Linked DNA regions of Homo sapiens: region 1 is linked to region 2. A link is a contact called in ENCODE Hi-C data. All regions are on one chromosome and are shown on one strand. Each heading gives the region's core, a stretch centred on a gene start or an enhancer-like site at or near the end of the contact. The rest is flanking DNA. Distances are from core to core; before and after follow the strand shown. Region 1 has its middle 160 kb from the start of LINC02219. Region 2 has its middle 33 kb from the start of TILRLS.

Region 1 (3,101 bases), core at 368-2,867, 790 kb before region 2:
AGTCCCAGCTACCTGGGGGGCTGAGGTGGGAGGATAGCTTAGGAGGTCAAGTCTGCAGTGAGCCATGATGGTGCTACTATACTTGAGCCTGGGCAACAAAGCAAGACCCTGTCTCAAAAAATAAAAAGTTTAAGCTTCTCACTCTTCCTGTTGTTGACCTCAGTGGTCCTTCTAAGGATACAAGCTGCTCCCTCTTAAAGAGGCTCTGTAGTTTTTACTCTCTCTCTCTTTCTGTCTTGCTCGCACATTCATATACCATTTGAGGCTCACATAATGGATCAGGCTATTTACTTTCCCTTTCAAGAAACCTTGTCATTTGATTGGGATAGATCTGATATCTGGGACATCTGGGTCATGTGTTATTAGGAGGAGAATCTAACTGACCTTTCCCACCTCCCCACCTCCTATAATAAATGCTTCTCTCTAACATCTTCTGCTTTCTTCTCTTTAAAGTGACCCCTGCCTATAGCAACCTTATGAGTGGGCACAGGGCATAGTTAACTTCCAGAGGCATTTGCTGTCTCAGACAGAGCTGCAGCTGCCTGGGGCTGGTAGAAAGTCTACTGGTTGATCATCAGTTCGGACTAATCATTACCCACTAAGCATAGATGACCATGTGGAGGGCAGGCTGCAATGGACGGTGCTTTACTTTCCCTTGCCAGGGCTGTCTAGATGAACCAGACTTCCACCAAACTGGAAGTAGCATTGGAGACACTTTCCAGGTTACAGTGTGAGGTGTTAGAATGAATACTCCAGTTCAGTGTGGGTGGACTCACGTATCTGCATTTTAAACAAGTGCCCATTTGATTCTTGTGGAAACTAACTTTTCTTCCAAGCTGTAACCGCTAGCTAACTTTATATTACATAGTCATCTGATTATTGCCTTCCTGCTTCACACCCACTCCCTGCCCTCCCTGTAGAATGCTCCAGGATTATACAAAATTTGTCTTTTGGCTTGCTACTACATGTATCTCCAGAATCTGGTACATAATAGATGTTTAAATGACTACTTATTAAATGAGTTAAAGTCTAAAAAACAGTCTATCTTGACAGGTTGCAGAATACTGATGACTCATGTGTTTCTTATAATAAAATTTCCTCCTGATATGTTGTGATAACATTCTTGTGAGTGTGTTTGAATATGTGGAGGTAGATGGAAGGAAAGATTGGTTTAATTCACTACTCTGCCCCAGGATTTAGGATGTGGACTTGAGCCAAATAAATGCAATATCTCTGGATTTTAAACTAGACCACTTATACTGTGGGCCTATATGCTTTTAAAAACATTATTTCTGTTAAAACCAGACTTCTATACTGAACCAATTGAACAGATAGTCTAGAATAAAATAATTTGCTGTTAGAGTTTGACTGTAAATCAGCCTCTGTATAAAGAAAATGTTTGACGGTCTTATGGCAGTGAAACATAAACAAACTGTAAATACATTCTTTTCACTGGTTTGTCAGGCTGGGCAAAACTTGACTGTTCACATCATCTTTGTATGGTCTATCAAAGTCTCAAATGAAAATATATTTTTGAGCTTTGTAAGATCCCAACAAAGAAAAATAAAGAGTTCCTTCGTCTACAGACCAAGCACAAGTATTAGGTGGCCTGCCAAGCTCCAAGCAGAACAAGAATGTGGCTGTTGCAGCCAAGTTCAGCTATCATAAATTTAAATATGCATTCCTTCTACTTGAGAATGGCTTATTTCCGTCACTTAGAGGAAGAGCTGACTCTTCCCTTGCAGACAAGCACCAGGCTTGGAAAAAAGCTATAAAGTAAATTAAAGTACCACAAGGTATTTACTAGCCTGCAAAATGTGCACCACGTTTAAGATCTTTCCAGCATGCTTCGTGATGAGGCTAAACAGATGAAATTATGCAACTATAGCCAAACTCCATCTCCAGTCTTACCTGTAAATGGTAACTCACAACCAAAGGGAGCAGAAAAAGAAATACTGGAAAGGAGAGAAACCAAATTTTGTGCTGCTTCACTGAGAAACATTTAAATGAAGGATAAAGAGCCAAGGGAAGCACCGGGAAAGAAAATATAATTTTCACTACACTCTATCGGAACCACCACCCCGATAATAGTGTTATTGGCACATTAGCTGTATGGTTGTGTTTACTGAAGTATTCTTTGGATACAGGTCATATGGTCAGGCTATCCTGTATTTAAAAAGCAAGATTGGTCTTAGAGATAAGACCAGGCAAGTCATCAAATATAATGCTTAATTATGTGGAGGGAGGACATTTACAACCAGGAACCGGAACTGAGCTGAGATGTTGAAGTGATTGACCAGTGAGAATTCACTTGAAGCCTGAACAGGGACAAAGAAAAGGATGTTTGGACACTGACTCTTACGTATCAAAAAGAAAAAAAGGATTTGCATGGGGCAGCAAAATGAAAGTTAGGAAGCAAGAATCCTTGAAAATTTCTATAAACATTGTGAATTGACATTGCCTTGTATCCAAATTAACTCTGGTAGCTCCACGTTACCTTGACGGGTGAATATTTTCTCACATCTTTGATTTTTTTCTTATGATTTTATCATGTAAATAAAGAAGAAGGAAGAAGGGAAGGTAATGAACATGTATTGAGTGTCTACTATGTGTCCAGAGTGTTACATATGTGCTCATAAAGTTCCCAAATTCTCTTGCCTTTGGGGTTTCTTTTAAATGCTCAACAAATGTAACCCGATGCTCCATTCCACAGGTTCTCATCTTCCTGAGTTTCCCCTTTCTTAGTAATCTTGTGCTTGCTAGAAAATGCACCCTCAGTCCTCTGATCTGGCTTTTGTCATCTCTCACATTAGACTTCTCTTTCAGGCATTTCTCTTCACACTTTTTGATTTCTGTAATGCCCTCTGGCTTCTCCCCACCCTGAGGCACTCTTGGTATGAACAAATACTCTTCTCCTTTTCTCAGAAAGCATGGTTACTACCTACCAATTTTTAATGTATGATAAAACTTTACAAATAGCTTGAGAATAACAGAAGACAATTACAATGCCAAGATGGAAAATTCAGACTATATATCAGACATTCCTACTCCTGGAAACACAAACCAAGCTCCTTCACAAAGGATCAGTGATTGGTTGCTTC
Region 2 (3,289 bases), core at 320-2,819:
ACCCCATCACCTCCAGTGTGCCATCCTGGCAAACTTCTACTCTTCCTTCAAGTTTCAACTCAAATGCTACCTCCCCTTAGAAACTTTTCTGAACTTCCTTCTGCTATAGTCAAACTGGACATTGCGTTTAAAATGAATATCACTTTAACAAAAATCACATCACCACTGTTTGCTTTTCTGTCTTCAGCTGGACCTCAACAGGGTCCTTAAAGGCATGCCCTATGAAAAAGCTTGGGTCTGTCCAGCTTTGCATCCATGGAGTCTGTGGCAAAAGACTAGGAGTTTAATAAACTTGGATGACTTGGTCTAAGTAGCTGGGTAGAGCCGTTTGCTGAGATCCTTAAGGATCAGAGTTAGTGACCCTGATCTACATCCTGACTTTACGGCTAAGGCCTGGAGTTAATGGTAAACGTCCTCATTGTTTCGGTTTGCTGAAATATCATGTAAACTCAACATCAGGCGGCTGTTTGACTGGGGACAAACAATTCTGCATTCCAGAGCACGTTGACCCTGTGTGCAGGTTGCTCTGTTTGCTTTTCACTAACAAAGAAGTTCTCATTTGAGGCTGTGAAATTTAAACCACATTCTCTGTTCCACCTTGCTCTCCCTCATACGTGTGTGTGTGTGTATGTGTGTGAGTGTGTGAGAGACAGAGACAGAAAGAGAAAGAAACAGAGAGAGACAGAGACAGAGAGACATAGAAGCCATAGAATTTGCCTGGTGCTGTGCTTCAAGCCAGCACAAACTAACGCAAGCTAGAAATCTTCTGACACAAATGGAAGACTGTATAATGCACGAGGATTAGGCACCAGGTCCACAGGGCCACAGCAGGCTGCCACTAGCTTGAACAGGCCACCTGCTTCCAAAGCACTGACAAACATAAACAACATTCGTGCCAATTCGCCCCTCCATTTTATTTCCATCTTAAGAGACATTTTATTTGTCACCCACTGGAGTCCAGACAGTTAGATGTGCCTGACATTTCGGTCATGGTCAACACTCAATACATGGCATTCTTAGGATTTCTTGAGGGAGTTTGGTCTGATTGTCTACAGCCTAAGAACCTTCCACATTGTGAATGCGCTGCTGTCATTTTTACCTGTGGCCATGACATGTCCACATAGGTACAATATCACTTAATGTTATTATTATAAATTTTTAGCTATCATTCTTCCCCATAAGGGAACTTGAATTCATAATTCTGCATAGTGACGGTATCCACAGGGGACCCCAGGCTACTCAAATCCTCATGCTAAGAGTTTATAGACTATGGGCTGAAGATGAGTAAGCATTTCCCGCCATTCCTTCCCGGGCTATTAGCATTGTTTCAGTTTTTCTGGTTTGAACCAAAGCCAGTTGAATCTCCTCCAAGTTCCAGTTTTGGTCAGATCTCAGGAGACAGCCTGTCTGGTTGTTCAAAAAACAAATATCTGCCTGAACATCCACCCGACCTGGAGTTATGGCAGATCACAGCTGCCTAATGACCCCACCAAGTGTCCCTTCCACCGGGCAGGGGAGGGGAACAGCATGAAGCGCTGTAATCTCTCCCTCTGAGGTTGCTGAAGCCTAAATAAGAAGTCCTGCAAGCAGACGGCGAGGCTGCCGAGCCTGTTTCCTTCTTGCACGATTTGTCTCTCCCACCAGGTGTCTAAGTCATCTTTTTTCCCCCCTGTTTACTAAATGTCTCCTGTCATGGCCTCAAAGTACTTTAGACTAGCGTCTACCAGTATTTAGTGAGAATTTCCTGGGCCTGCTTCTGATATGTTTCCCAAAAGGATCTGAGAGATCTAGAAAAGGGGTCTCCACCCATGAGGAGTTTATAATCCAGAGGTGAAGACAAAAAATATATATAACAATAGACAAAATGGTGATATACAATTATTATATTACACACACATATTAGGGACCTTGTGATCAATAGGTTTTTCTGCAAATAGGTGACATCATCTACAGATTGGCATCTAGAACTTGTCCATTAAAGGAGCAGGGGTGGCATGGGATTTCATTCAGTGCTTTAAACAATCTATTTTTTATAGGACTTTTTTTGCTTTCTAGTTGCACAGCTCCTTTACGTAATTATTTGAAAGTAGGCTCTGAAAGGTACAGAAGGTGAACTAAGCACACACAGTGTTCTCCTGTTCCAGGTCCTTAGAAATGATAGAAACACACACACACATGTGCATACTTACAAATATATATATATGCACACACATGTACGTGCATACATATACATATATATGTATTCAGAGACAAGAGTAGGAATCTTCCCATGGACCATAAACTGTAAGGAATCCTGGAAAGAGGAAAAACAGAAACTGATGGAAGAAGGAAACTCCAATCTGAGATGCTCAGAGAAGGTACTCTTGCAAGGGGTTGGAGATAGAGGTAGAGGATGCTCGAAGCAAGGGAGATTTGGCAGCAATTAACGTGCCACGTGCCCATCTGGTGGTAGGTGACGGTTCCAGGAGGAAAACCCACGTCTTTTCTTTCTAATGCCTGTATTTCCACCACAGATTCTTGAATAGGCACAGGAGACTAGCAGGGTCTACACAGCACAAAGTGAGTAGAAATTTGGCTGTTTCTTATTAATTTGAGCTCTGTACGTTTAGTAAACTGTGTTATTCAGGATTGATTATGATTTAAACAATCTACTTTTAAAACATTTTGAAACTGAGTAACAGTGACTTCAAATATTTTTCATTGAACTATAGTCTGACTTTTTAATTCAGTGTAAAGTTCCTCATCAAATTTACCACCATAAATTTATGTTTAAATATGTTTAAATGTGTAAGCACATAGGTCTATCTCTCTCTCTTTTTTTTTTTCCTTCCTACTAGGAAGCTCAAAGCAAGTTTTTGTGCTAATCTCCAAACATTAATGTAACAGAGGTAGAATCTGGTCACTAATATTGAAACCGCCCAAGGGGTTCACCTTGCCCCCTGCCTAGACAGAGCCGATTCATCAAGACAGGGGAACTTCAATAGAGAAAGAAAAATTCACCAGAGCAGGCTCTGCGGGAGACTGGAGTTTTATTATTACTCAAATCAGTCTCCCCGAGCGTTCGTTTGGGGAGCAGAGTTTTTAAGGATAACTCGGTGGGTGGAGGGAAGCCAGTGAGCCAGGAGTGCTGATTGGTCAGAGATGAAATCATAGGGAATTGAAGCTGTCCTCTTGCTCTGAGTCAGTTCCTGTGTGGGGGCCAAAAGATCAGTGGGCCAGTTTATTAATCCGGGTGGTGCCAGCTGATCCATCAAGTACAGAGTCTGCGAAATATCTCAAGCACTGATCT

Evidence for each region. Hi-C counts contacts between places; a loop is a spot of excess contacts on that map. Pooled maps may share reads with other maps.
Region 1: a loop to region 2 is called in a pooled map, with 4 times the contacts of the local background. The contact joins two enhancer-like sites. A Hi-C loop is called at or near these places in 2 of 168 maps with a recorded cell type or tissue (dorsolateral prefrontal cortex and sigmoid colon) and 7 of 50 pooled maps.

Annotation. Positions count from the first base shown.
Region 1 is chr5:68,026,333-68,029,433 of GRCh38, reverse strand. No RefSeq gene overlaps it. Among named protein-coding and RNA genes, the nearest start is that of LINC02219, 160 kb to the left of the region's middle. Within about 2 kb of position 1,617, at least 6 of the 41 ENCODE cell types and tissues checked have a DNase peak (open chromatin) inside an H3K27ac peak, as active enhancers do.
Region 2 is chr5:67,233,099-67,236,387 of GRCh38, reverse strand. No RefSeq gene overlaps it. Among named protein-coding and RNA genes, the nearest start is that of TILRLS, 33 kb to the left of the region's middle. RefSeq lists an enhancer at 2,786-3,289. Within about 2 kb of position 1,569, at least 16 of the 41 ENCODE cell types and tissues checked have a DNase peak (open chromatin) inside an H3K27ac peak, as active enhancers do.